Regions from separate parts of the Homo sapiens genome. Here regions 2 and 3 are each linked to region 1. Evidence: chromatin loops called from intact Hi-C (ENCODE). Cell type or tissue: endothelial cell of umbilical vein. All regions are shown on one strand. Each heading gives the region's core, and the rest is flanking DNA. Links, peaks and the distances in the headings are about the cores only. Region 1 overlaps LOC124901589 (a long non-coding RNA gene). Region 2 overlaps THSD7A (thrombospondin type 1 domain containing 7A). Region 3 has its middle 81 kb from the start of TMEM106B.

What was found. A loop is a pair of places that touch in the nucleus more often than their neighbours do. Peaks named below come from ENCODE experiments on the same cell type or tissue, not always from the same donor. Only the 100,000 strongest peaks of a DNase experiment are listed, where the experiment ranks them.
Region 2: it touches region 1 in a loop (4-fold over the local background); 2 of 110 quality-filtered maps call a loop at or near these places.
Region 3: it touches region 1 in a loop (14-fold over the local background); 8 of 110 quality-filtered maps call a loop at or near these places.

What each region holds. Positions count from the first base shown.
Region 1 is chr7:12,062,922-12,073,243 of GRCh38, reverse strand. The region is part of intron 1 of LOC124901589 (a long non-coding RNA gene); the gene reads left to right. Among named protein-coding and RNA genes, the nearest start is that of TMEM106B, 140 kb to the left of the region's middle. RefSeq lists an enhancer at 6,087-7,286. In endothelial cell of umbilical vein, for the core only: a CTCF peak has its summit at 5,570 (motif pointing left); a DNase peak (open chromatin) is centred at 5,563.
Region 2 is chr7:11,368,458-11,378,779 of GRCh38, reverse strand. It overlaps THSD7A (thrombospondin type 1 domain containing 7A), which reads left to right. Exons shown (of 28, transcript NM_015204.3): 27 at 2,123-2,210; 28 at 2,902-8,415. The coding sequence ends at 2,986. Among named protein-coding and RNA genes, the nearest start is that of PHF14, 400 kb to the right of the region's middle. In endothelial cell of umbilical vein, for the core only: a CTCF peak has its summit at 5,042 (motif pointing left); no DNase peak of the experiment used is centred there.
Region 3 is chr7:12,287,281-12,297,602 of GRCh38, reverse strand. No RefSeq gene overlaps it. Among named protein-coding and RNA genes, the nearest start is that of TMEM106B, 81 kb to the right of the region's middle. In endothelial cell of umbilical vein, for the core only: a CTCF peak has its summit at 5,516 (motif pointing right); no DNase peak of the experiment used is centred there; H3K27me3 peaks cover 407 bases.

The DNA of each region.
Region 1 (10,322 bases), core at 988-8,987:
CCTTGCACTTTAGTGGTCCACAGAATGTTGGACCAACTACAGCATAAAAGCTCTGTATCGGGGGGCAAGACTCCCAGTTGACACTGGGGTCTTCACTGAAACCTTCCCAGACTAAATGATCCTGATTCACTAATCTCCAGCCTGAGGGGAGTCAAGAAGGACAGAGGTATTTTTCTGAAGTGGAAAGCTGTCTTTGACTTGGTAAGTCTCTATGGGGTATAACAAGGCAAGAATCAAATGTAATAGTTTGAGGCAAAATTGACCTGGTTACATTAATAATGAGGTGGTCAGCAATACAGCAAGGAAAGGAGGAGTAATAGAATAGATGAAAGATAGTTAATTTTTTCTTAGCTTTAGTTTGGTAGGGTTTTCACCTGGGACTATGGCCCATGACTCTCGTGTGGGCAGTGCTTTCTTGACTCGGGTGTGATGGGTCCATCCTTTTTCTGCTGTTGAGACTGCGGTTTCAGTAGTTAGGAGCACTAGGTAAGGTCCTTCCCAGGCCAATTCAAGCTTTTCCTCCTTCCAGCTTTTGATGAGGATGTGATCCCCAGGCTGATTTTGATGTACTGGGAACTCCAGGGGCAGTGTCTGTGCTAGGAGACCTTTGGTTTTAAGAGAAGAGAAAGTAGAAGATAGGCCAAGTGTATAATTTTTAAGGAATTGGTTTTTTGTTTCAAAGGTAGGAATGTCAATAGTGGAGCGTAAATAAGGCAATCCATTGAGCATCTCTTAAAGGGAAAGACCAATATCTTTCTGAGGGGCAGTTCAGATTCTTAACAGGGCAATAGGAAAGCATTTGGTCCATGGTAACCAAGTCTCCAGAACCAACTTGGTTAAGCGGTTCTTCAGAGTTTAATTCATTCTTTCTATTCTCCCTGATGAAGGTGGGTGCCAAGGAGTATGATATTCCCATCTAATGTCTAGTGTTTGGGATAGCTTTTTAGTGATGTGCGCAGTGAAATTGGTTCCATTGTCTGAGTCAATATTTTCTATTAGCCCAAATCTGGACACTGTATTTTCAATTAACACCTTAACTACATTATTGGCCATTGCATTTGAAAAGGGGATAGCTTTGACCCAGTGAATGAGGTGATCTGCTATCACTAGTAAGTATTTTAGATGACCTATTGAAGGTATCTCTGTGCAATCAATCTGGATACTTTGGGATAGCCTTAAGCCTGGGCTCCTTCCCCAAAGGGGTATTCTTTTTAGTTTTCTTACATACTATACAACTGTCTGTAACCTGTTTGGCCAGGGTATAAATTCCTGTGCACCGATAAACTCTGAGGACTGTATCACACATGGCTTGGGGCCCCCAATGGGTCCCTTGATGCAGTTGGGACAAGACTTCCCTCATAAGGGATTTGGATAACGTTTCTGTCTGGTCTGGCAGTATCCATTTTTCTTCTGAATTCTCTTTAGCATCTGTTTTTATTAGTTTTTCTTTTTTAGTGGAAGAGAAAATGGGGATCATGGTAGGAGAAGGAAGGTAATGAGTTAAGTCAAAAATAGGTGTTTTAGAAGAAATGGCAGCCTGTTTGGCTATCTGATCTGCTAGGTTATTTCCTCGACTTTCACAAGAAAGACTTTTCTGATATCCAGGGACATGGACAATACCTATTCTTCTGGCAACTGCAGATTATTAAATATTTGGGTGATTAGCTCCTTATGAAAAAGGTCTTGACTTTTACTACTAAAGAGACCTCATTCAGTCAAAATTTTCCAAATGTGTGAGCCACTCAACAGGTGTACTGAGAATTGGTATAGATGGTTCCTTCCTGGTTCTGAAAGTACTTTAAGGCTTGGCTGAGTGCAAACCGCTTGCAAGTTTGGGCAGACCAATTATGAGGCAATTTTCCTGACTCTATTTCTTCGAGAGTTTCTCCATCAAGTACTGAATACCCATTGTGTCTTTTTTCCTCAATCACCCGGGAGGAATCATCTATAAATAACTCTCGTCCCGTCCTGAAGGGAGTGTCTCCTAGGTCTGGTTGGACTTTTAAATGATAATCAATTAAATCTAAACATTTGTGCTCTCTCTTTAGATTTGGATCCCCTGTTAGGAAACCTGCTGGGATAAGTGAATTATCAGTGGTTAATATTAACAGAATAGCCTCATACTTTAAGATTCTTGAGTCAGTAAGCCACTGCCCTGCTTTCTGGTTTAAGATAGTTCTAACTTGGTGGGGCATGCTTACTGTCAATTTTCCTCCAAAGGTTAACTTTCTACTTTCTTTACTAATACTCCTGTAGTTGCAATGGATTGGATGTATTGAGGCCATCTACAAGTAACTGGATCTAAGACTTTTGACAGGAAGACCACAGGCTACCAACAGCCTCTGTGTCCTTCAGTAAGCACTTCTAAAGTTACTCCATTATCCACGTTGACAAAAATGTGGAATGGCTTTTTAGGGAAGGTAAGGCTAAGACAAGGGTGGTTATGAGCCTTTCTTTCAGCTCTTTGATCTGATCACCTTTCTCAGAAGTCTACAGGAGATGGTCAGGCTTCTTCTGGGCAAGTTTTTGATATAAAAGTTTATTGTTTAGTGCATATGAGTCAATTCATAAGTGACAGTATCCAACTAACCCTAAAGATTTCCTGAGTTTTTATTTAGTTTGAGGCAAGGGTAGGGATACGATTCCCTCAACTTATTTAGGCCCTATTTTTCACTTGTCTGCACTGTGGCCTAAATATTTAACTTCAGGCTCTACCTACTGAAGCTTTCCGTTTGAGACTTGTAACCCTTCGAACTGCAGATGGTTAAGAATATGTGTAGAGAAGCTAGCTACTTTCTCCATATCTTCACCAGATATAAGAATATCATCAACATATTGGAGTAGGCATATTTGTTTTGGGATGATGACTTTTTCTAATACTTGTTCTAAAATTTGACCGAAAAGGTTAAGGGAGTCTGTGAACCCTTGGAATAAGACTGTCCATCGATATTGTTGTTTTCACCCTGGATGGAGATCTTTCCACTCAAAAGCAAATATATCTTCACAATCTTTAGCCAGGGGACATGTCCAAAAATCATCCTTCAAATCTGTAACAGTAAACCATTGATGATTATATGGAATCTTGCTGAGAATGGTGTAAGGATTGGGAACAATGGGGTGGGTAGTTTGGACTATTTGGTTAATGGCTCTAAGGTCTTTTACCAGCCAGTATGACCCATCTGATTTCTTGACAGGCAGTATTGGGGTGTTATAAGAGGACATATAGGGCTCAAGAAGCCCATCTTTAGTAAGACCTTCACTTATAGGTTTTAACCCTATCCTGCCCTCTAGGGGAATGGGGTATTATTTTCTCCTTACTACTTCCCCGGGGGTTTTTAGCTTGATGTGGATTGGAGGGACTCAGAGTTTTCTTCAGTTCTTTTCTTTGGACCAGACATTAGAATTAATGTATTTTGTCTCTGTATTGGTGAGTAGGTTTAATGAGGTGAAGAATTCTCTTGGTCTGACTTGTAGGCCTCTGCCTAACTTCAACATTAAATCCCTCCCTAATAAATTAGTCTCTGCTTCAGGGATTAACAAAAACTGAATATGAGCTGATTGATCTTGGTATTTGACTTTTGTGTATTTTAAAATTTTTGTTTTAAATCCTTCACCTTTCACTCCAGAGAGCAAAAGTCCTTCCAAAGAGTAGGCAATATTAGATGGGGGGAAACCAACAGAGGAACAAGTCATCCCTGAATCGAACAAAAAGTGATAAATTCATGTTTAGGTCCCACTTCTAAATTTATTAAGGGCTCCTGGTGGGACTCAACATAAAAGAGACAGAGCCCCTGACTCCCTTATTCTTCCTCAAAAGTAATGAACGGAAGGACTTTTTTCTCTTTTTTGAATTCAGGACATTTCCTCTTGAAGTGGCCTGTACTTTCATATTTGTAGCACCTATCTTGTCCTTTGTACCTCTCAGTTCTGGGATTTTTTTACTTTGTTTTGCCATACTCTTCAGAGGGCCTTGGTCCTCCAGATGGAGGCTTAGGTCTTTTAAAGAAGGGTTTGGACCCTTTATAGTTTCTGTGTCTCTGGAAGCTCTGTTTAGAAGGACATGGATTTGGAGTCTTCTGTTGGAAGGTGGATAATGTAAGTTTTGTCTTTTGTTTCTGATTTTTTTCGTCTCTCCTCACACATAACTTTTGAGTTTCCATGCGAAGTTCACTCGGGGGACGGTCTGGTCTTTCCAATTTTCTATTTTTTTGTACTTTTTTTGAAATGTCTGGCCAACTTTTTGTGAAAAATTGGAGTTTTAACATTTCTCATCCAAAGGGATCTTCTAAATTGAGGCCTGTATATTGTCTCATTTGTTCCTTCAGTCTGTCTAGGAATTTCATAGGCCCTTTATCCTTTTTCTGTTGCATATTAAATGTTTTAGAAAGATTTTGGGTTTGGGGTACTGATTCCCGAGTTCATTTGATTATCACCTCCCTTAGGCCCTGTGTATTTTCCTGGTGAGTTGTGTTGTTATTGTCCCAGCGGGGGTCTTGGGCAGGGAATTTCTGGTCCATGGTAGGAACGTTTTGACTGGGTGAATGCTCACGTTCTCAAACTACTATAGCAGCCCTATGAATCATACTCCTTTCTTCTCCTGAAAAGAGGATGTCCAAAATGGACATTAACTCAACCCAAGTGTATAACTGAGGTCCTAAAAATTGATCAATTTGATCTGCCACTCCGTAAGGGTCATCTAGTAATGGCTTAAGCTCCTTTTTTAAACTCTGGAATTCTGAACTGGTTAAGGGAGTATCCATGAAGTCAATGGTTCCTCCTCCTTGTGGCACCTATCTTAAGGGAAGGAGATCAGGGGCTGACTCTTTAGTTGTAGAGGGAAAAGGGAAGTTTCGGATATCCTTTTTATATTGTTCTATTTCACATTGGAGTCCCTTTAGGGAGGGGTCCTTAGGCTGTTAGGGGACAGACTCTTGGGATGATAATTTCCAAGAGTCAGGATTGTAAGGAGGGGGAATAACGTGAGTAGGTGAAGAATCTGGAGCAGGATCTTGGGCAGCAGCAGCTGTCTGAGGAGAGGGCTTGGGGTCACTGAGCAGGGGAAGATGGTCTAGGGGATCCCATATGCTGGAGTCTTTGCGCATGGGAACTAACTTATGTAATTTTTCCTTTTGTGATGTTACATTGGGTTCTTCCCTAGTTGTCTTTAAGGGGAAAAGGACAGGTCTCTGCCTCCAACAAAGAGCATAGTCTAGTTCCTCTTGAGAAACGAGGCTTTTATCATTTACATATTGAATGAAAAGCTGACACATTACATCTTCATTCGACCCAAACTTTGGTCAGAAGATTTGAGGGTTTGAAGATGGGTCTCTGAGTCCAAATAAAACAGCAATATTTTATCATTTGTTGCTTTTTCTTATGTTTAGTCCTCTCATTATTTTTCCAGTATTTTAACATGAGACCTAGGGGACTATGAGGGGGAATCATCTTTGTTGGTATTTTTATCCTTTTTACTCCCTGTCTTGCTTAGGGTATTTCCCATGTTGGGTCCTAGTTAGGCTTAATCCCTCATACTAGAGATTTCTTGCCTATCTTTTAGCCCCACCTGCTGGAGGATCCTTGCACCCTTCTTTTGCTTCATCCACTCTGGCCGCTTCCCTTTTGGGTGTCTAGGCCCCTCTTGGTATTGGCATGCCAGTTTGAACCCCATGGCAGGATCTGTCCTAAGCCGTATGAGGTGACCATGGAACCGCAGATAGGACCCACTCACTCCACACAGCGGTAGTGCGTAGTACCATTCACACAAGCAGCACTGCAAGCAGTAGTGTTTGTGATCATTTAAACACACTTTTAACCTCCAGAATATCTTGACCAGCAAGGAAATACTTCGTCACCCCTGCGACATTGCTTAACTTGGTCTGTGTACAGAGTTACCTGATTGCTGCGGTATGTGAGAATCCTTTCCCCAAGCTATCATCCTGTTTCCTTCTGGGTTGTTGAGAGCCCGAGTTTATTTGTCGCACTGGGTGGTTCCCCATCTCTCACCCTGAGGCCACCACAATGAGGCAATGGGACGCGTCTCCCCACGAGAAGTGAATGGAGACCCATTCCCTGGAGGAGAATGGGAATCCCGGGCAGGCGCCCAAAATTGTTGGAAGTAAATGCTCGGTGCCACAAAGTGAAAATAGCATTCAGACAAAAGTTTTCTCAACAAAACAATTTACTTCTATAGAAGGGTGAGTCTCATGGATAGAGCAATGGAGAGAGCACACCAGACAAGGGAGGGGAAGAGAGTCTTATCCTTAATGCAGTTAGTCCCTACTGCTGTGTCTTTCCTCTATTGACTAGGGTTAGACCGCACAGTCTAAGGTAATTCGGGTTGGCTATTTTAAAGAGAGCAGTGGTACAAGCTGAAATGGCAGGGTGAGTAGTTTTGGTGGGAGGGATGGTTACAAAACAGGTGACTAAGTATGACTAAGGACAGAGCAGGTGACTAAGGACAGAACAGGTGACTATAAGGATGACTAAAGACAGAGCAGATGACTAAGGACAGAGCAGGTGACTAAGGACAGAGAGGGTGATAGAGGTTAGGAGGGGGTTGTTTACTGAAACTAGGGACAAAGAGACGTAAAGAACAAGGAAGTTAAACTTTAAGATGAGGAACAAAGAACAGGGAAGCTGAACATAGTGACATATTGGTTCTTTAAAGAGAAATCTACTGTATCCTACAAGGCCTTAGTGCAGACCAAGTTGCATTACTTCTGTGGTATGGCAAACAGTCCTAAAATAAGCAGATATAAAACAAACAAAATCATACAGCATGTTTTCTATTAGGAATACAAAGGGAAAGCAAACGTAACATGTCTAGTCCTTAGTAAAACCTGGGTGACAAAAGAGAAGAGTGAAAAAGGGCAGCACATCATTGTGGTATATGTTTCTTATATATGTTTCTTAACGTCCTTTCGTTCTTTACGTCTCTTGTCCCTAGTTTCAATAAACAGCCCCCTCCTAATCTCTATCACCTGCTCTGTCCTTAGTCACCTCCTCTGTCTTTACTCATCCTTATAGTCACCTGTTCCATGCTTAGTCACCTGTTCTGTCCTTAGTCATCCTTAGTCACCTGTTTTGTAACCATCCTTCCCACCGAAACTACTCACCTCACCATTCCAGGTCATACCCCTGCTCTCTTTAAAGCAGCCAATTGGAATTACCTTAGACTGTGTGGTCTAACCCTAGTCAATAGGGGAAAGACACAGCAGTAGGGACTAGCTGCATTAAGGATAAGACGCTCTTCCCATCCCTTGTCTGGTGTGCTCTCTCCATTGCTCTATCCATGAGACTCACCCTTCTATAGAAGTAAATTGTCTTGTTGAGAAAACTTTTGTCTGAATGCTATTTTTACTTTGTGGCACTGAACATTTACTTCCAACAATTTTGGGGGCCTGCCTGGGATTCCCATTCTCCTCCAGGGAACAGGTCTCCATTCACTTCAAGTGGGGAAGAGCTTCACATACACCTTTATTTTTTATTTTCATTAATGTCACTAATTCACATTATAAAATGATGGTAAAACATTTACATAAGTGCTGGACTGCAGTTCAATGTGTTTTTAAGTGCAGAAACAAAGTTACCGTCTAAACTAAATTTTGTTCCATTTGACGTAAAAAGAGAAATATCTACTTAAAGCAATCTTTCGTTTTATAGGTGAATGAAATGCTAATCACAAATAATTCTCATATAATCAGTAAAGAAATCACTTATAAAGTCCTATAAGCTGACATTTTGTCCAGCTCAAGCTCCTGTTTGTACTTAAAATATTAAAATTATAAGTCTTGAAACTAATTCTAACTGGAGGATCCTGCTTGTTTGCAGTCTCTGCAAAACAGTTTCAATATAGTATATTTCAACTTCCTTTCAAGACGGAGACTATATTTCTGTTGTTGAAGCAATTAGGTGCATATTTTACCTACAACAATCAATAAGTAGACAGTCTGTTTCTTATACTCTTCTTCCACCACAGCTAGGTGTTAGACAAACACAAGTCATTCAGGCATTTTTAAAAGACCCTTCTTTCTGTTGCTATGTCCTCTAATTTCTGATTTCTGCCTGGGGGAGCTTACAGCAAGTATAACTCTCTTTTGTGGTGGCTAGGGAAGCTAAAAAAAAAAAGTTTTGCAAAACATAAAATAAAACACCCTTTTTATAAAAGCAAGGTGAAAAGTTCAAACATCCAGCTTCATTGGCAAATTGTGATTTGGCTCCATGAAAGTAAGTTTACTCCCTGATTCAGTGAGAAGATACATACTGATCCTTAGTAACTGCTTTGCCTGTGGCATGTGTGATAATCACATTATGTAGACCATTAATCTGCTTCCGGGTCTATTTGATGTCAATGACTCAGTTATATTTATGGATGGGGCAGATCTCAGTTTTACCTTTTAAAGTTACTTAAAGAGAATAAGCATAACAATATGTATTAGTTTTCTATTGTTGCCATAACAAACTAGCACAATGTTAGTGGCTTAAAACAACACTAAATTATGTTACTCTTCTGGCAGTCCTACATAGTCTCACTAGTCTCAAATCAAGGTATCAGCAGGGTTGCATTCCTTTCTGGAGGCTTTTAGGAGGATTGGTTTCATTGACTTTCCAATTTCTAGAGGCTACCCACATTTCCTGACTATGACCCCCTTTCTGCATCTTTAAAACGAGCAAAATTCATCCTCTGACAATCTTTTGTTATATATCTCTCTGATTGCAGCTGGGAAAAAGTTTCCATTTTTAAGAACTCGTATATTTAGACTGGGCCCATGTGAGTAATCCAGGATAATCTCCCCATTTAAAGATCCTTTACCTATGGCCAGCTGTGGTGGCTCTGCCTGTAATCCCCGCACTTTGGGAGGTCGAGGCGGGAGGCTTGCTTGAGGCCAGGAGTTTGACACCAGCCTGGGCAACATAGTGAGACCTCATCTCTACAACAAATAAAAAAAATTATCCAGTATCTGGGCATAGTGGCATATACCTCCAGTCCAAGCTACTTGAGCACTGAGATGGGAGAATCACTTGAGCCCAGGAGGTCGAGGCTACAGTGAGCGAAGATCATACCACTGCAGTCTAGCCTGGGTGACAGAGTGAGATCTTATATCAAAAAAAAAAAAAAAATTTCTTCACCTGAATAACATCAACCAAGTCCCTTTGGCCATGAGAGGTAACATATTAGGATATGAACAACTTTTCTTGAGGGGAGGAAGGGGTGGCATAATTCTGTCTACTATAGAATAGTTTAGGACAGCAATATCCAGAGCAAATTAAATGTGCAAATTTATTTTTGGTAGAATTTTTTTCTCCAATTAAATGAGTTTCTTTCAGCTCTTTCCCTGAAAGGTATTTTGATTTTCATTATATTTCATTCTTTTGATTATTTTCACTTAATAGATGTGAAAATTGAAGTTCATAAAATTATCAAAAGTCATGCTTCAAGATGTAGGAGGAGCCAAAGGCTGCATCAGGTGTTGGGTTCGAAGAGTCTTTCCTCCAGTGACCCATTGTTCTCCAAATTATTCACAAGAGAACAGACAAAAAAGTGATGTCCTAGAAAATCATAGGCCAGTCTCTCAACCAGAAAACTTCTGGGAATGCTATTTTTAAAGTCCTTAACAGATTTTTCTTACTGAAAGTCATAACAAATGTTTCCTCTAGAAAAAAATGTTTCTATTGAAGTATATTTGACAATTGAAAATTGTATATATTTAAGAAGTACAATTTGATGATTTGATATACATATTCATTGTGACATAAGTGCAACAGCCAAGATAATTAACATAGCCATTTCTTGAGTTATCATTTTTGTTTCTTTTTGTTGTGAGAACACTTAAGAGCTAACCTCTTAGCAAATTTCAATTATACAGTAAGTTGTTTATTATAGTCACATTGGTATACATTAAATCTCCATAACTTATTCTTGTTACACTGAAACTTTATACTCCTTAACAGGATCTTGCTGTTTCCCCATCTATCCAGTTCCTAGCAAACACTCTTCTTTCTGCTTCTATGAGTTTGATTCTTTTAGATCCCACATAGGAGATCATGAAGCATTTGTTTTTCTGTGACTGGATTATTTATACATGGTTTATCCACGTTGTTACAAATAACTGGTTTTTATATTTTTTTGCAATGTGGAATAATATTCAGAAAAAAATATTCATAAAAGCTGTGCAACATTCCATTATGTATTTATACTACATTTTCTTTATTCAGTCACCTGTTGATGGACACAGGTTGTTTGCACATATTGGCTATGGTGAATAGAGCTGCAATGAATATGGGGGTGCAGATCTCTTGAAAATCTTGATTTAGTTTTGTTT
Region 2 (10,322 bases), core at 1,470-9,469, 690 kb after region 1:
AACAAAGTTAGAAACATGAATTTTAAAAAATGTGTTGTCATTCAGAACTAGGATAAAGGAGACTATAAAGACATTCCAGAATTTTTCATTTGATCATAGGAACAGTAATAGTTTGACCCTTAAATAAAAACATCACTAATGCAGTTCTGTGCCAGGGCACACGTGGTAGCTAGACCAGTTTCTATTAGCCCTAAAAGTCAGCATACTCAAATACTTGGAATCTGTACTAGTGCCAGATAAACAGGGAGACAATGGAGCCTTCCCTTCTGGATAGGATGATCCAAATTTGTTTTCACATTCACAGACAGCTCTTAATGTATCTGGTAATAAATGCAAAGCCAATACAGGCAAATGCTTGAATACCTCATGATATGCTATTCTCTACTCTGCACACTTTCCCTCCTCAGTTGGATTTCATCATATGCTCATCCCTAGAACTAACCTGGTGCTTGAAAATGTGCTACATGGATTATAAAGCAGCTAATATGCCACTTTTTCTCACAACCTGGAAGAACTACTAGTCTATGAAGTAATCTCCAGGCAGAGCCAGGCATAGTCTACTTTAAAATGCCATTAGAAACATGAGAAAAGATGGAAGGAATCTGCATAGCTAGCACATCTCCATTTCTATGCATTAAGTCTGAATACTTTCCCTTATTGGAGAATAAATATTGGATTTTTAAGATATTTTAAGTGTTTGGGTGATTTGCTTTTAATCACATTATTCCTGCTTTAATTGGCTTATTTAGCTGATAGTATGATTTATTTTGCAAAGCTGACTTATCTGTGTAAGCATGGGAAACTCTTCCCTCAGTGTTTAAGACAATGGACTAGCAGACAACCAGTAGCAATTTTGACCTTCACTAAGAATTGAAGCAGATCTCCTCAGATCAAAACCAGTCCTTTTGAAAAAAAAAAGAATATTATTGTCATTATTTTAAATTTTATATATAGTTTCCCCAAAGTTAAAATTTTAAAATATTTAAAAGGTGCATGTTCTGAAAACTTAGATATTCTTTGATTTTGAAAAACCCCAAAAAACATTTGTTGAAGAAACTCTCAACAGAGATCCTCAATCGTGGAACAGCTCTTTTGATTCTAAACTGAGCTCAAATTTAAAAAATGAAAGCTTTAGGATTAGAAAGAAAGGATATTTAGAATATTAATTGAGTTTATTCCCAGCAAATGAACCTCTAACTTGATCTAACTCCGGGCAAAAAAATTCCACAGTACCAATTTCCATTTGATGCCTTTCAAATATTGAATAAACCAGAGTCTGTGTGAGGTCAATTTTGCCCAATCTATAATTTTAACACTAAGATCAAATATTTAATTGCAACAGAAAATATATGTTGATGTGAGGATCAAATTAAATTAGCCAATATCATTAATAACATCTTGTGCTTGAAGTTTATTCGGAGCATAGAACTGAGGAGTTCAAAGATGAGACCAGAAACCCAAATTACAAAAGTTCCTGTTATGTCTGATTCCATATAATAGAAAAGGTAGAAAAAAAATTATTTATAGATCCTTTTATATGTTAACCAAACCAGTTGTTTTTGAAAATGACATTGTCAGCCAATTTTAAAACACATTGTAAGTGCAGACTAGATAAAAGATTATTAATTCCATAAAATCTTAAATATATTCACTTTCATTTTACCTGGAATAAAAATGACAAAGTTTTTGTTTAAATACCTATATGCATTAACTCGAGTTTGTAGAAACTTTCTTAAAATTGCATTTTTCATCTTTTCTTCTCATTGCAATTCTCAAAATACACTGAAAATCAGAAGAGAATGTTTATATAGCATTACACATGTATTGAGTTTGAAGTAAAATTGAGATGAAAGGCAGCTGAAGTTTAGCCAAAGAAACTTGAAATCTGAAGTCAAACATTTATAATTTTTCAGTTCAGTTTTCCTTGATAGCTTATCTTTAATGAAGCAGAATCTAACTCATAATAGCAGCTTTGCATTAATCATTAACTGTGCTGAAGCAATAATTCTTTTCGGGTTTTGAAAGAAATTGGTCATATATGACTGATCATTGGTCATAGTTAAAGACTGCCTCATGTATACCAGACTAATGTAAATTAATAACTAATATCCATTCTTCTTAGATGGGAGACTAAAGACCTGGGTTTACGGTGTAGCAGCTGGGGCATTTGTGTTACTCATCTTTATTGTCTCCATGATTTATCTAGCTTGGTGAGTGTTTAAATAATTAAAAATCCAAAGAGATACTTAATCGTAACACAGAAACAGCAAACTAATGTCTCAAATAAGTACTCTACATTTATCTGGTGTTCACATGAATTTCTAAATAAACATGGCTTTAGTCCTAGATGGGCTAAAAGCTACCAAATCTGAGCCATTTCGTTTCTAAAGATGAGCAAGAGCTTGCTGCAGGTCATCTTCTCGAGTATGTTCTCTTGCATACTTTCAAGAAAATATTGCTTTGTACTCAATATGGTGAACTGTAGATTTTTATATTGAATTACTAATGGAGGAAGATATTACAGTAATACCTAATCATATTCAAGTATCTTCTAAAACATGTATAATTTATAAATTATGCATTATTTATAAAGGTTTCTGGCCAAATGAAAATGACCCTACTATGATTTTATTTCTGTTGTTAATACTAAAAGAATCCCACTTGGATAATTTATCTTTTGTAGGGTAGTGAAACACTTGAAGTTTACTTAGAGTTTATTCAAAGCATAAAACTGAAATTCAAGATCAGAAAATCAAATTCTAAGGTAGATAGACTTTAGGCAACGCAGGCAACGAGGCAATTTCAGTTTATCAATTTGCTTTTACTTTTTTTTCGCTTAAAGCAATCAAATTTACAATTAGAAACTGATTTTCTTTCTCCTAATTCCGAATTTTTTTACAGCAAAAAGCCAAAGAAACCCCAAAGAAGGCAAAACAACCGACTGAAACCTTTAACCTTAGCCTATGATGGAGATGCCGACATGTAACATATAACTTTTCCTGGCAACAACCAGTTTCGGCTTTCTGACTTCATAGATGTCCAGAGGCCACAACAAATGTATCCAAACTGTGTGGATTAAAATATATTTTAATTTTTAAAAATGGCATCATAAAGACAAGAGTGAAAATCATACTGCCACTGGAGATATTTAAGACAGTACCACTTATATACAGACCATCAACCGTGAGAATTATAGGAGATTTAGCTGAATACATGCTGCATTCTGAAAGTTTTATGTCATCTTTTCTGAAATCTACCGACTGAAAAACCACTTTCATCTCTAAAAAATAATGGTGGAATTGGCCAGTTAGGATGCCTGATACAAGACCGTCTGCAGTGTTAATCCATAAAACTTCCTAGCATGAAGAGTTTCTACCAAGATCTCCACAATACTATGGTCAAATTAACATGTGTACTCAGTTGAATGACACACATTATGTCAGATTATGTACTTGCTAATAAGCAATTTTAACAATGCATAACAAATAAACTCTAAGCTAAGCAGAAAATCCACTGAATAAATTCAGCATCTTGGTGGTCGATGGTAGATTTTATTGACCTGCATTTCAGAGACAAAGCCTCTTTTTTAAGACTTCTTGTCTCTCTCCAAAGTAAGAATGCTGGACAAGTACTAGTGTCTTAGAAGAACGAGTCCTCAAGTTCAGTATTTTATAGTGGTAATTGTCTGGAAAACTAATTTACTTGTGTTAATACAATACGTTTCTACTTTCCCTGATTTTCAAACTGGTTGCCTGCATCTTTTTTGCTATATGGAAGGCACATTTTTGCACTATATTAGTGCAGCACGATAGGCGCTTAACCAGTATTGCCATAGAAACTGCCTCTTTTCATGTGGGATGAAGACATCTGTGCCAAGAGTGGCATGAAGACATTTGCAAGTTCTTGTATCCTGAAGAGAGTAAAGTTCAGTTTGGATGGCAGCAAGATGAAATCAGCTATTACACCTGCTGTACACACACTTCCTCATCACTGCAGCCATTGTGAAATTGACAACATGGCGGTAATTTAAGTGTTGAAGTCCCTAACCCCTTAACCCTCTAAAAGGTGGATTCCTCTAGTTGGTTTGTAATTGTTCTTTGAAGGCTGTTTATGACTAGATTTTTATATTTGTTATCTTTGTTAAGAAAAAAAAAGAAAAAGGAACTGGATGTCTTTTTAATTTTGAGCAGATGGAGAAAATAAATAATGTATCAATGACCTTTGTAACTAAAGGAAATCAAAATTATATGTTGATTTTTCTTTCTCTCTGATTTCCCAGTTTCAGATTGAATGTCTGTCTTGCAGGCAGTTATTTCAAAATCCATAGTCTTTTGCCTTTCTCACTGGCAAAATTTGAAGCAATCTCTCTCTTCAATGTATGATTTCAAAACTAAAATTTTAAAAGAGAAGAATAAATATCTTATCCAAGACTTCATTGCATATCTAGAGCAAGAGTGGCAAACTTTTTCTGTAAAGGACTATATAGAAAATATTTTCCACAAGGTCTATGTTGCAACTTCTCAACTTTGCCATTCTGCTAATGCAATCTTAGTAAATAAAAGAATGAACATAACTGTTTTCCTATATAACTTCCCTTACAAAAACAGCCAGTAGGCCACCTTTGCAGGTCATATTTTGCTGACCCCTGGTCTGGATGTTTTTTAATGCTAGCTCTCCATGGTGTCATCTTTCGTTTTCATTCATTTTTCAAAGGTGAGAATTTACAGTCATTACATTTCCCACTGTATCAGAAGTAGCTGTATTTTCTACAGATGTAGCCCTGGGAATGGCACAGTGGAACAATATTTAACTAACTCAGCAGACTTCTTGCAAATGAAAAGAAAACTCAAAAGGTGCCATTAAAAAGCAATACCATTTTCAGGCAACATTATTGCAACAACCTTTGTGAGAGAGGACACTAGCTTTTCAGGATATTTGAAAAATAATATAACTAACATGCTATTTTATCTTAAACAGCTGTGTTCCTGTAAAAGTGTTTTGGATTAGAAGGTATTTTTACCTTCATACTGGAGTATGAACTCCCCCTGCTGTTCATTAGAGTATTTGCAAAGATTACAAAAGACATCAGGTTAGGATGTCATTGTCCCCAAAATGAAAATATTTGTATGTATTTCAATAAGAACTAAATGCAGTAAGCGCTAATTCCTCATTCAATATTCACTATATTAGGAAATGTAAATCATTTCAAAGAGAACAGGTAGTCAGGAAGATGAAAATTTTACTTTAAAGCAAGGATTTAAACAAAGAAAACCATAAAAACAAAGTCCATTTTATCTGTTTTATTAAAGAGGAAGAAAAAATAATATTGTTACTTTAAAACTGTGATTGTCAATATATATAATCAGGGGTCTTCCAGATAATCCTAAAGTTGATCTCTTTGAATAAAATAAACTCCATTTGTCCAAAATAGTTAAGAAAGACTCTATTGTGGTTACTTGAAAAATTCAGCTAACCCTCTTATGAAATGTGTGCAACACCTATTAATTTTGAAATGTGGGATAGAATACCTACTAAAGCTATATTTAAGGTATTGTAAAATGTCATTAATTCAGAAAAGATTAGTATCATCCTACCTATAAGAATTAAATTAGCAAATCAAAATTATAGAATGTTATGAAAAATACATTTTATTCATAAATTAATTAGATTTTACAGCATATATGCATGCATATATATATATACACACACACACACACACACCCATATATATGAGAGAGAGGAAATTAGGTTCAACATGACCTAATATTAGAGAACATATTGGAAGGTCACTGTTTGTTAGGATAAATAAATACTGGATAACCTCGTTAGAAAGGTGGAAAGAGGAGAACGTAGCAATCTGGCTATTTTGGACAAAGGGAAGGTTATTATATTCATGTTTATAACATGAAAATGGCCTTATTTTTGTTTCTGACATGAGACAATAATGAGTTAAATATTTTATTGGAATTTCATCAAAACCTTATTTTTACTGTTCCTTCTAAAAATTTGGGAGGGGAATATAGTAGTAACTTCTCTATTGACACTTTTACCTCACCGAGGGGGTAAAAGATGTAGAACTGCTGTTCCCTAGAATGAAGGTCTGTTGTTTGGTTTTTAAAAAAAGAAGAGCAGAAAAAGTTTGACACAGTATTATATGATTTTGCTGGACTATTTCACTAGAAACCACGTAGAATAGGACTAACTGATCTCTTTTGAAAGGGGCTGATTTGCTTATTCATCAATAACTAATCCAATATGTGGACAGTAATCTTAATTTCAAAGCCTTTTTTGAGGATACTACGGTGTAGCTTAAGTGAATTTAAAAAGAGTGCATAAAAGCTTGTTTTTAATTACTTATAACAAAGCACAAATTACTTCTAACAAGGCAAATATTTATTGACATATAAGACATTCTGCTAGGCATTGTAAAAAAAAAAAAAAAAGTAATGGCTTTTGTATACATAGGTACTTAAGACAGACATCCAAAAGAAGGAAAAAATGCTTAATGAGTGAAGATAGCACTGAAACATGTTGACTTTTACTCTAGGTTTGTTTTTAGATGGGGTTAGTATTTTCCCCTACGTAATGTACATGTCTTTAGGCCACAGTATTAGGAGTTTGATTTTTCCCTGCCCCACCCTCAGGTAGGTGGCAGTGGTCATTGTAGCTTAATCAGACCCCTGTTAAGTTCCTGGGCATTTCAAGGTAAATTCACGTCTTCCTTCTCACAGAAATTGAATAGACCTCTCACACACTTATTTACCTCCCCCAACAACCTGTATCCTTGGCCCTTTCTGATTTTCTCTGCTTGGTCTCTTTCTACTCTTGACAGCTATTCTTACCTACTTCCCACTAAACATGCCCAATTTTTTAATTAAAAAAAAAAGAATTCCTATATTTCCTTCCCTATTAGAATCAAAGTGTCACTCACTCAGAGTGTGAACATCCTGATTTACACCAAATCCACTGGTCAAAGAAATGAATAAAGGGAAAAGGAAAAATGTGGAAGGCATGCAGGAAAAAAAAAAAAAAAAAAGCCCTTTTCTGTAAAAATGTCCATGCCTACACTTGCTTTAGACCATCCCATATCCTCCTGCCTCCATCTCGAGTCTTTGTTCACATTCCACACCACAAGACAGTGAGGGAGGACTGTACTTTTCAGTACCATACAGAAGGGAGAGCCTGTTCTAAAGCTGACGTGGGTCTCAATAGTACATGAGAAGCACAATTCCCAAATGATCTGGGATCTCCTGTTTATAAATATATTACCAAATTCAAGTGTGGGTTCTTCTTCTATTTCCACTGTAAGATTGAGGGTGTTGAAAAAACAGTAGTCCTTGAGCAAATCTGTGAGGAATCTTGTCAGAATGTGATCTTTCCTGGGACTAGTTTAGTTGTGAGAACTACATCTGCTTGTTCTGGGAATAAGGGTCTCCCCAGGTCCTGCCCTCAGGTGGCCCTGGCTGCAGGACAGGATTTCAGGTATCAGAAACTGGTGTGTGAGCCAAGCAAATAGTTATCCATTTATAAAAAGGATGGTTTGCAGTGTGTTATAATAATTTTATATCTAGCAGGGACAATGAAAAATGGTTATGTCTACATTATTAAATGAATGAAACTAATGCTAAACAGTTAATTTTGCATTTTTATTTTTCTGTGTTTCTACCAAGTCAGATCTTAAAAATGGGCAGTATATGAAGAGCTTTAGTTTGTGGGAGTCATGTTTTCAGTGATCAAAAATCTCTATATTATTTAGAATATAATTGTCAGTCTTGTTGTGTTTTGTAGATTTATTGTTTTTAAGCCATAGTTTCTAGATTACCTACTTTTAACCCTCAAGTAAACTTTTCCCTATTTTTCAGAAATCTGTTTGTGTTTATTTTTAGAAAGTAAACATTTAGATTCCTTTTCTGGTACTTTTTTTCTCCATTTCTATCACACAGATTTGAAGAGATCAGTATCTATCATTGTAAAATATAACTTTATTAAAATTTGCAATCTGTCTTTCTATAAATTATTATTCCCTAAATGTGTATTTTATGTTAATTTAACTACCTGAATATTTATTTTGTTTAAATAAGGAGGCAGCTGTCTAAGAATTTTTGTTAATATTACTTTGTAAATTGCGTAATGTAATTTATTTTACATTATGTACATTTCCTTTTTAACGCACAAAATGTCTATGTACAATTAACTACAGATTTGCAAATAATGTCACTAAGCTTTATTCAGTCAATACAGATGGCATGTGAAGATGTAATATGCTTTTTTACATTTTCATATGGGTTATTTGTAAATAACTATATTGCTGACAAACATAAATACGGAAATCATTTTCATTCTAATCATGTGTATCTGTGTTTTGATTTGCACCAATTGCTTCTTAAATATGGATTAAAATTTTTTTCCAGTGAATACCTAAATCCTTTTACCTACTGTATTGCCCTTTCCTGGGTTGTATAACAACTCCAATTTAGAAAGTTCAAGAAATGCAAACTTTTACTTTGAAAGTTGGCTGAGGCCACCAGGTGAATCATGGACAAGGGACCTCCTGGTTTCCAGTCAATTCAAAAATGGCAGCAGCAGAGGATGGGGAAACTCTCTACAACAGAGTACAGCTTTTCCCACCCAATCAGTCATAAGGCACATCCCTCACTGTCTCTTGTCCCTGTGTCTACCCACAAAAAACCAAACCTAAAAGTCAAAGCAGAAACTTATGCCTTAACAAATTCAGGAAGGGACACACAACTTAAGACAAGTTACTTCCGGGGTAGTTTGCAGTTAAAACATTTTCTGAAATAGCTATTTGCTAAAATGTAAGTAAGTAGGGAACCATTTAAGCCCTCAATCTGTGAACCACTCAGAACATGTAGCTAGCCTACATGCTTGATGAAAAAATGGTAATTTCCAGTCTTTTTCTTTTCTGTATTACTCATTACAAGTGAAACTAGGTGAAAAAAATTTTCAATGTATCACACAGATTTTTTTCTAGAAATCTGGACTTTCATAGTCAAATAGCTAACTTCATTTATTATTTTGCAATTCCAATTTATGCCCTACAAACAAAAATATGAATATTACTGGTCTACATTTTATTTTTGCTACTTCTGTGTCCCTAGTGATTCTTTCATTAAAGTCTGTATATATTCCACAACACACTTCAATTTATACCTCCCATCAGTGTCAGTTACTCTGAAAAGATATTGTACATACACAAAAATGCATAAATGTAGTCAGGGTTTCTGGTATTGCAGTACTTTTATGTGACTTCCCCTCCCCCTTTCATCTTCTTCCATAGCATCTCCCAGCCAAGTTAACTCAAGTTAACAATCTGATATGTATCCTGTCATATTTTTCTCCCTGATCATATGACATTATAAATATGATAGTGGGGAGTGAGATGGAACAGAGAGAGTGAGAGAGAGAGGAAGAGAGAAATGGGTGAATTTAGTAGATACAATTAGGAAACAGCTTCATTTTTTTTTTCCTATTACTGTTTTCAAACATTATCAAATGTCCTTCATCCTGTCTTTGGTAACACCTAAGGCAAATCCCATAGCTTTTTGATAACAATAAGAGTTATCAAAGTATCAGAGTTATCAAAGTTCCAATCCAGGCTAATCAAAACATCAATCCCTCTCATTGCTTTCATCTCCTTGACTAGTAGCAAATTTGAGCAGCTTTTCATCTTTTCATATACGTCTGGATATTTGGACTTGACCTTCTATAGCATATAATTTTCAAATGGCAATTCTGATGATGCCAATATGTTGTTAATTTTAGGCCATCAACTAATTTTTATTTTATTATTTTTTGAGACAGTCTCATTCTGTTGCCCAGGCTGGAATACAGTCGTGCAATCTCGGCTCACTGCAACTCTGCCTCCCGGGTCCAAGCGATTCTCCTGCCTCACCCTCCCAAGTAGCTGGGACTATAGGCATGTGCCACCACGCCTGGCTAATATTTTGTATTTTTAGTAGAGAGGAGGTTTCACTGGTGTTAGCCAGGATATTCTCCATCTCCTGACCTCATGATCTGCCCACCTTGGCCAGGCATGACCCACTTCACCTGGCCCTAAATTTTAACGTTTTTTGTAAAGAAGGAAAAATAAATTTTGGGATTCTATTTCCCCACAATCTTTTTTGTTGTCATCTCAGGCAGAGGTTCCCCCACCATGTGGCCACCTCACTGTCCCCCTGCCTGTTGTGAGGCTGGATATTCTCTCTCTATCCTAGCTAGCCCCTATGCATGCTCATTCCCACTCATGCTCACCCTTGAGCACAGTGTTACTGGAAGTGATGAAGCTGGAGCCCAACCTTCTA
Region 3 (10,322 bases), core at 1,310-9,309, 220 kb before region 1:
TTATTTCCTTCACACTCCAAAATCCACTGTACCCTGCTCCCCATTCTTGAGCTTTCCTTCTGACCTCACTGTGCTTTTAAATAAATAAAATGACCAGAAATAAAATCATAAATGCTGATGTGACAATTGTTTAATAGTCATGTTTCTAGTTCTTAGGTTGAAGGTGTCTTAAATTATCATCAATATTTCATCACATATAAAACATAGTTCAGCTATTAAATTGTAGAACATTTAAATCGGGAAAGAAAAAAAAATCCAGTTAAGATCTGGACTCTAACAATCCAAGAGACTAAAAAGTTTTAGTACCTATGTTTTGGAGTTGGTAAATTAAGCTTGTCTTAGAAGTTTTAAATTTAAGGAGAAACTTTAAATTCAGGGTATTATTGGCTACAGCACCAATGTATTTCTTTTGAAAAGATAGTGTTTAAATGAAGCTTTGCTTTTGTGGGGGCCATGGCCTTTGGCCCCCTGAAGTTTCACTGAATATCACTAACATGGGGCAGATTGATTAAATAATGGGGGAGGTCAGAGAGGCCTTGAGGTTTCTTCAGTTCAACATGCCAAAACATCATATTTTGGGGTATTGGTTTTGTAACTATCCAACGGGTTCTCCTTGCCCACTGCCTAGACACAGCTGATTTATCAAGACCAGAAAATTGCAATAGAGAATGAGTTTAATTCACTCAGAGCTAGCTGTACTGAAGGCCAAATTAGTTTTATTACTCAAATTTAGGAGGACAAAAATCGCCTAGTGCCCATCAAGCAGACCATCCAAAGTCAAACTCCTTATCTGAAAAATTTAGAAGTAATTAGACTTCCCTATTATCTAAAGCCAGCAGCTGGTACCAGGCTTCTTTCTCAAGAATTTATAAGTAACCAGAATTTCTATTCATCTCTGGAATGCATGTATGTTGAGACTCATAATGCAACCCTTGCTGACATTAGTGTTACAGGATTCTTTCAGTGCTGCTTTTGCCAGCTGGAAATCTCTGTGGCCACCATGACCTCTGCCTTGGGCCTTGCTTGGACCCACCAGGCTCACTCTGCCCACTCAGCCTAGCAGGCTGCACTTGGTTTGTTCCCCGCCCCAGATCCCACACCTGCCATGGGATCCACACTCAGCCTGCAGCTGGAACGGTCATACCACCACCAGCTTCCACCTTGGGCACCAGCATCTGGATGAGGGGAATGCAGTAGCAACTGAAATCTCAAAGATGCCAGCAACTGCACAGCCCTGAGGAATGCTACAGATCTTGCCCAGGGACTCCCAAGCTCCAAGGTCCAAGGCCCCAAGAAGTGTTACAGCTGTCTCTCATTCCTGCAGCTTGGCAAACGGGCATGTCACAGCACATTCAGTCCCACTGCTCACAGCTCAGTAAAGGGGGACATGTCACAGCTCATTTGGATTTGCCACTGCAGGTTGGAGAATGAGGGCATGTGGCACTCAGCGGTTTTTTCACTCCCGTAGCTCAGCAAGCAGGAGTGTATGTTACAGCTCTTTTCGCACCCACTGTTCAGTGGATTCTAGGTTCTTGTCCCGTGATGAAGAGGAATGAAGTACGTGGACACTGGAGAGTGAGCAAGGCAGATAATTTTATTGAGTGACAGAAAAGCTCTCGACATGAGAGGGGCCCAGAAGTGGGTAGCCCTCTGTGTGAGAAGGGAACAAAAAGTGGGTTGCCACCTGTGAGGCTGAGTCCAAGGCTTTTATGAGAAAGTGCATGCTGATTGATCCATGGGTGGGCCTGGAAGAAGCAGCATTCAATTGGCTAAAGGGCATCAAGGAAGTCCTCACTCTGGTTGTGAACTCTACCTGGAACAGGAAGCTCAGTTTTCAGGCTTTAGACTGTCCTTGGCTCTAAGGTCAGGTTTCACTGGGGACACGACCCTTTCTGGCTAGGAATTTGACTGTTTACTGTCACTATCAATCCCCCCTCTGAAGAGGTACGTCTAACTGACATTATTACAGGGATGGTGACAGGTCTAACTGCTTCATGCTGACAGGGGCATTGTTTTGGGAAAACAGCAGTTAGATGTCTCTCAGAGGTCTACCTATGGGTTCCCGGTAAAAAGAGCCATCATCTGAGGCTCTATTTCCATGACCATTTGGAGTTTGATGGTCTCTAGGTAAGAAGAAACAAATTTTAAAAGGAGGTTAAGTATGCATGGATCAAATATGAGTATTATACTAATCATTCTGAAAACAATGTTTTGATCAGAGCTGTTTCACCCTGGTGAAAGTAAGTCTTTAATGGGGGTAGGGAAGCTAAACTTCAGAAAAGAGATAGCTGTTTAGGGGAGTAGATAATGCCATGGGCTTTCAGGATTAAGGGATTTTTGGCAAAGATGCCTTATGGTGAGGAATAGAATGAAGGCAAGAACAGCAAGCATAGGTGAGACTATAAAGAGGATATCCATAAAATGTTAGTGACACTTATGTTTTGTGATCTTTAGCTTGAGGTCTCCAATTTCTTCACACTGGTGCTTCGGGTGCTCCTCTGGGTCAACAGAGGAAAGTCACTTTCCAAGGTCTTTACTCAAGTATAATGAATCCAAGAATCTATTCCAGTGACTTTCACTGCTGAAGGAGTAGAAAGAAGTACAGTGTAAGATCCCTCCCAACATGGGCGTAGAGAGAGAGAAAAGGAAGGAAGTGCCTTGATCAGAACTAAGTCCCATGGGTTGAACAGAAGTAGCCCTAGTTCATGAGGTTGGGCTTCCGACAGTTTTAGTTCCTGTTGGAAATGGGCCAAAGAAGTTACATATTTAATCAAACCAGAGGTTTCTTGGTCTAGCAAGAAATCATTAATGAGAAAAGGCCATCTATATATCTTTTTGAAGGGGATTAAACCCAGCTTCAAAGGAACATTTCTGGAAAGAAAAGTAATCCAGGGAGATGAGTGTCTTGAGAGACAGTTTTCTGAAGTGCCTTTTGATAGTATCATTAGTGTTCTATACCTTTCCTGAGGATTGTTGTCTCCAGGCACAGTGAAGATGGTATTGTATGCCTAGTGCCTTTGAGACTCCTGGCTTACAGCTACCTTGAACAAGGGACTATTATCACTCTGGAGGTACATTGGGAGTCCAAAGTGGGGAATTATCTCATTAATTAGTACTTTCATCACCTCATAGGCTTTCTCTGCTCAACATAAAAATGCTTCTATCCAGTTAATGATGGTATCTACCCATACCAGGAAGTACTGGATGTCCCTTATCTTTGGCATATGGGTGAAATTCATCTTCCAGTCTTCCCCTGGGTAGCCTCCCATTCTTGGGTTCCAGGGGGGAGAAGCTGTCAATTGAGATTATTTTTAAGGCAAGTCTCACAAGCATTAATGACCTATTTCACTATTTTTAGCAGATTTTTACCTGAGAACAACCTCTAGGCCAATGATATGTTTTATCCTTACCTAGGTAGAAGGCTTGTGAAAGATTTTAAGAACTTTCCATTGGCTGGAAGCTGAAGAAGGTGAAGTTTGCCATCTTCTGATTGTAGCTATCCTGAGGACTGAAAGGCGTATCCCTGAGAGGTGGCCTATTCTATTTCCACAGGAGAATATTGAGGTTTTGTTTCTCTTGTGGAGCCCTCCCAGATCAGAGGGACCTCAAGTGGATCAGATATCTGGGGCCCTCTCACTGCCAATTTAGCTGCTTGGTCTGCCAACTTATTTCCTTCAGCTATTTCATTCATCCCTTTTTGGTGGCCTTTAAAATGTGTTACTGCCACTTCCCATGGGAGGAAAACTGAGAATAATAGTCTGTTAATTTCCTGATGGTATTTAATGGAAGACCCATTTGCTGTGAGGAAATCCATCTCTTTCCAGATAGTGGCATGGGCATGGAGGACTAGGAAAGCATGCTTAGATTCAGCATAAATGTTAACTGCTTTCCCTTTGCTTAATTCAAGTGCCCTCAGGAGGGCAATTAGCTCAGCTAGTTGAGCACTTGTGCCTGAGGACAGGCACGCTCTCAGCAGTGTCATTCAGGCTATTGCATACCCTCCTTTATGGATCCCTTGTTCTACAAAAGAACTTCTGTTCGTAAAGAGAGTCCAGTCTGAGTTCTCTAAGGGGGTTTCTTTGAGGTACTCCTTGGCCACATAGGTTTGTGCTACTGTCTGTTTGCAGTCATATTCAAGCTCCCCAGCTTCCTTTGGGAGGAAGGTGGCTGGGTTTAGGGATGGACAGGTTCTTAACTGGACTTCAGATCCCTCTAATAGCAGAGCTTGATATTTGAGGAGGCAGTTGTCCATTTGCCAGAGACTCTCCTTAGGAGACAGCAGTCCTGCCACATTACGTGGGTATAAATCGTTATGTTATTTCCCATGGTTAACTTAGTAGCCTTTGGTACCAGCAAGTCTACTGCTGCAACTGCCCAGAGGTAGGCTGGCCATCCTTTAGCTACCAAACCAAGCTCCTTGTTTAAGTAGCCTATGTGCTGCTGGGCTGAACCTCAGGCCCAGGTTAGAACTCTCAGGGCCATTTCCTTCCTTTGTGATACATAAAGATTAAGTCTCTCCTATGGGAAGACTAAGGACAGGTGCCTCAAGCAAGGCTTCTTTGAATTGGTCAAAGGCCCTTTTAGTCTCTTGTTCCCAAATTAGGGAGTGAGTCTTAGCTGCCTGGGTCTCCCTAATAGGTGATATAAGGAATGAGCTACTTCTCCATACCCAGGTATCTATAATCTGCAGAATCCTGTAATGCCCAAGAATCCCTTCAGTTGCTTGAGGGTTTTGAGGAGGGTAAAGGAGGAGATGGGCTTAATTCTTTATTCCCCTACTGCCCTGGTCCCCTCTAACAAGACTAGACCTAGGTACTTCACTGAAGTCTGAGAGAGCTGAGCCTTAAGATTTTGAGACCTTATATCCTCTGTTAGCCAGAAAATTAAGAAAAGCCTTATTATCCTCCTCAGAGATTTCCTCAGCTGGGGCACAAAGGAAAATGTGATCTACATATTGTAAAACTTTAACCTGAGAATAAAAGAACTCAGAGATACTTTGACAACTCCTGCTCAAACAAGTGGGGGCTGTCTCACAATCCCTGAGGTAACACTGCATAGGTTAGCTGAGTGGTCTGGTTGAATGGATCCTTGAATGCAAACTAATATTGGGAGTTGGGGTGTAACAGTATGCATAAAAAGACATCCTTTATGTCATAGACTGTGAACCATTAATTCCCTTAGGTATTTGAGTAAGCAGGGTATAGGGGTTTGGGAACCACCAGGTGAATTCAAACCACAGCCTCATTAACGAGGCAGAGGTCCTGGACCAGTCTCCACTCTCTGTTGGGTTAACGTACCTCCAGTACTGGGGTATTAAAAGGGTTGTTTCAGGGTTTGAAGAAGCCCTGCATCCTCAAGTTATCAATGGTGGCTTCTAGCCCATTTCTAATTTCTGGTTTTAGGGATATTATCTCTGATTAGGGAAGAAGGTAGGGTCCTTAAGATGGATCCAGACTGGCATGGCAGTTGTGGCTCTGCCAATTTTCCCTTGAGTTGCCCAAACTTCTGGGTTAACGTTGGTCTCCACTAGGAGGAGACAAAGAGTCTGTCCCAGAGCCATAAGGATGGTGGTTCCCATATGAGCTAATATATCCATACTCAGCAGAGGAGTTGGGCTTTCAGGTATGATTTAAAAGTCTTGAGTAAACATGAGGTCTCCTGAACTACAACTAAGAGGTGAGGAAAAATATTGGGTTAAAGGCTTTAGCTGACTCCCCAGCTGGAGGCACCTCCGGGGTTTGGAATTGCCCTTTGCAACTTATAACCCAGCTAGGCCCTAGTGCAAAGGAACATAAGGCATTTTTTTAATCTGAGGGTCAAAGGACTCCCAGTGATTCAGGATGCACTCAAAAGGAGTACAGGCTGAAAATGGTTTGTTACCCATTTGAAAGAGAGGGTAAAAGGCATCCCTTAGCTCCTTTCTCTCTTTCAGTGAAAACCCAGGGCATGTGAGGAAAAAAAAAAAGTGTCCTTTCCTTCCCCAAGTCTTGGCAACCTCTATAGGTGCCACCCTTTCCTTCCCTGAGTTGTGGCAGCTTCTATAGGTGCCATGCATGAATACAAGTGTGACCTCTACCAATGAAGTGGGAATGCATAGTTAGTAGGGGTAGTCGCACTTACCTATGCTGTGCCCTAGCCTTCTGCTGTCGGTAACCTTTGGGTTTGCTAGACCCCATCTGTGCTATGAATGTGAGCAAGTTCTTCACCCATGAAATGGTAAGGAGTAGTCAGCAGCAGTAGTCGTGCTCGCTTGCGCTGCACTCTAGTCTTCTGCTGTTGACTGCCTCTGGGTCCCTCAGGACTCCAAAGCTTGGAAAATATACTGGAGTGATGTTAAAGTGAAGCTGTAAAACCAGATGCTCCTCAAACAAGGGACAGAAAGCGAGTCCCAGGAATTGGGGCCTAATAAGATGTCTCCCAAAAGGAAAAAATTAATCCCTCACATAGAAAAGCTCCCTGTATTCACAGGACTATATTGACTACTGACATGGTGGGAAAAAATAAAAACCTTAAATGCAGGGGAGGGAAGGTGCCTGGGGGAAAGTAGCCTCTTGCCCTATGCTAATGGGTTTCCTCAACAGGGGAAAGAAAACTCTCAATCATTACATCCTCCTTGCTTCTAAGAATAGACAGAAAACACATTGTTCTGAATTACGCTCCTGATGACTAAGCCAAATGCACATTCTACCCACTTATATTATCTCTGTGCTTTGCAACAACACCCTTAACATTGTATTAATATATAAAGAAAAGATAAAAGCCACTAAAGCCATGAAAGAAAGAAGGATAATGCCATAGAAAAGACTGGAGGTCCTAACACCAACACCCTAATGGGATGTTGGTGACTGGAGTCAGTCCAGTGGCCTTTTGGGTAACATCAAAGTATAGCCTCAGCCAGATAATTGCCCCAGAACTTCCTTCCAATTCCATGCAATGGCTAGACCTCCATGAAGAAAACTGGATTGAAGCAAAGCCAACATTCCCAACACCCAAGGGCGATGGGTGATTGACAAACCCCTCCCCAGCAAGCCTGTCCTCTGAAGACATGCCATTCACTCTTAACTGGCTAACAGAGGCCCAATGCCTCATCTGTTTTTGGAAAAAAAAAAATCTCCATACAAGAAGCCTTGGAATGAAAGTGAAAGAGGTCCACTCTTATTCACCCTTCTGCCAATCCCAGATGAGCCCCTGGAAATGTTACAGGATGTTTTTCAGTGCTGCTCTGCCAGCCGGAAATCTCTGCAGCTGCTGTGACCTCTTCCTGAAGCCTCACTGAGGCCCACTGGGCTCACTCCACCCACTCAGCCCTGGAGGCTGAGCTTGGCTCATGCAATGGCTCAGATCTTGTGCCCGCCATGAGATCCACATTCAGCCTGTGGCTGGACTGGGCAGGCTGTGACCAGCTTCCACCTTGGGCACCGGCATCTGGATGAGAGGAACATGGTGGTGCCCCAAATTTGGATATGCCAACAACCATAGAGCCCCAAGGGGTGTTACAGCTCTCGCCCAGGGAGTCCCGAGGTCTGAGTCCCCAAGAAGTGTTACAGCTTACTCTTGTTCCTGTGGCCTGCAGCTCAGGGAATGGGGCCATATCACAGCTCCTTCGGTCCTGCTGCCTGCGGCTCAGTGAATGGGGGTGTGTCACAGCTCATTCAGTCCCACTGCCTGAAGTTCAGTGAATGGGGGCGTATGGCACCCAGCAGTTTTTTTCACTCCCATAGGTTGGTGAGTGGGAGTGCATGTTATAGCTCTTTTCACACCCACAACTTGGTAGGTTCTAGGTTCTTTCCCCATGATGAAGAGGAATGAGGTATGCAGACAGCAGAGAGTGAGCAAGGCTGAGAAGAATTTTACTGAGTGACAGGAAAGTTCTTGACATGAGAGGGGAACAGAAGTGGGTACCTCTGTGTGTGAGAGGGGGCCCAAAAGCAGGTAGTCACCTGTGAGGCTGAGTCTAGGGCTTTTATGGGCTCAGAATTGGGGAGTGCATGCTGATTGGTTCGTGGGCAGGCCTGGAAAAAGCACCATTCGATTGGCTAAAAGACATCGAGGAGGTTCTTACTCTGGTCATGTACTCTACCTGGAACTGGAAGCTCAGTTTTCAGGCATCAGGCTGTCTTTGGCTTGAAGATCAGGGTTCAACAGGGACCTGTTCGTCTGCCTAGGAATTTAACTGTCTCCTATTGCTATCATCGAGACACCAAAATGTCTACAAGTGTAATCATTTATCATGATCTACATGGCTGCTGATATGGTCTAAATTACCCTTAAGATCCCACTTTAAGGTCCGTAAAATACTGCTAAGTAAAAATCCACTGTGACACACTTACTCCTCTCTTGCTGAGATGCCCTGCTGCACTCTTCTGCAGTGTTCTTTCTTTCTTTCTTTTCTTTCTTTCAATAAAACTTTCCTTTCCAAAACTATACCATTGTGGGTAAATTCTTTTTACTATCTGCGAGCCAGTCACTTTCCATTGCTGGGGCTCTGGTACATCACCCAACACAAATCAGTCTTCCAAAAACTCAGGGATCAGGGTTTTAAAGGATAATTTGGTGTGTAGGGGGATGGAAAGTAGGGAGTGCTGATTGGTCAGGTCATTGATGAAATCATAGGGAGTCAATGCTGTCCTCTTCTGATAAGTTGATTCCTGGGTGGGGGTCGCAAGACAAGTTGAGACAGTTAGCAATCTGAGTGATGCCAGCTTATCCATCTAATGCAGTGTCTGCAAAAGATCTCAAGCACTAATCTTAGGTTTAACAATAGTGATGTTACCCCCACGAGCAATTTGGAAAGGTTCAAAATCTTGCAGCCTCTAGCTGCATGAGTCCTAAACCATAACTTCTAATCTTGTAGCTAATTTGTTAGTCCTGCAAAGGCAGTTTAATCCCCAGGCAGGAAGGGGATTTGTTTTGAGAAAAAGCTGTTATTGTCATTTCAAAGTTAAACTATAAACTAAGTCCCTCCCAAAGTTAGTTCGGCCTACACCCAGGAATGAACAAGGACAGTTAGAGGTTAGAAGCAAGATGAAGTCAGTTAAGTCAGACCTATTTCACTGTCATAATTTTCTGTATAATTTTTGCAAAGGTGGTTTCAGTTTTTGAGCCTCAACACTTTAAACCAACAAAATTATATATTTTCAATGTGCAGAGGAAATGGCAAATATGAATATTTCTAAAACCAAATGCAATTTATTCTAATTTTAAGTGAATTGACTAGATTATAACACGAAGGGAATGTGAAACAGCACTCTCTGTATTGCTTAGACAGGGAACAACATAAACAATAGATCTGTCTAAAAAATGTGTAACTGGACTCAGTAAACTAGACACCTGTTATCAATTATTAAGGACACATGTAAAGGGAATTGTTCAACATACTTTCCTTCCTCCCACTGCCTTATAGTCTTAAAGGTTCTTTGTTCCTTCTGATTTATTGCCCTGTTTATGTATTTCAGCCCCAGAGTCATAGTTAAGGGGACAGCTAAAATTAAGGTACTAAGGAATAGTCTGTCAGTCTTTGCCCCGGGGTAGAAGGCTGCTATAAAGCAAATGAAAAATGAGGCATCATTAAGAATAAATTGTAGGTTTTGAGTATGTTCCTTTATTCTCAAAATGGGTTTTCTTTTTTGAGAATAGCCTCTTTCCATTTGAATTGGCTTGTATTATAAGCTGATTGTGGCATTCTGTTTTCATCTGAGTCTGCCCAGATGTTCCCTTCATCTACAGGATAAATTTCTACTTCATATACAAAGCTCTGTATTTTGAAGCCCTATCTGATGAGTTAGGTTTCAAAATCCTAGAAAAGTTCTCAGAAACTTATGACAGTTATTTTTGTTAAATTTATGCTGTCCTTTCTAATATGAACATAACTTTTGTTAAATTTTTCTTTTAAGCTTTGAAAATTTTTTGCATAAATTCATTGAATTTTACATTTAAAAGCAGTATCTTTATATTAAAAATTGTAACCTTAATAGTTAGCTTTGAAATGTGTTTTAATAGCTCTTTTTCACTTTTTATTTCCACTGGTGATTAAAAGAATGTTTTTAATATTTAGTTTCTTTATAAATATATTTAATTGATAAATACAGAAAACCATATATGAGTATGAATTAAACATCACACGGTTGTGACTAACCCCTACTGACTCCAATGGGGATGGCACTATGTCCAAGAGGACAGAGGAGACCCAGACCCAAAGAACAAAGACATAGGGTTTATGGAGGACTTACGTATGGGGCAGTCAAGGAGTGGTGGGCTAGACAGGAAGACCGCTACTGTTTGCAGCATGCAGTTTACATGGCAATTTTCACTTAGCACCCTCT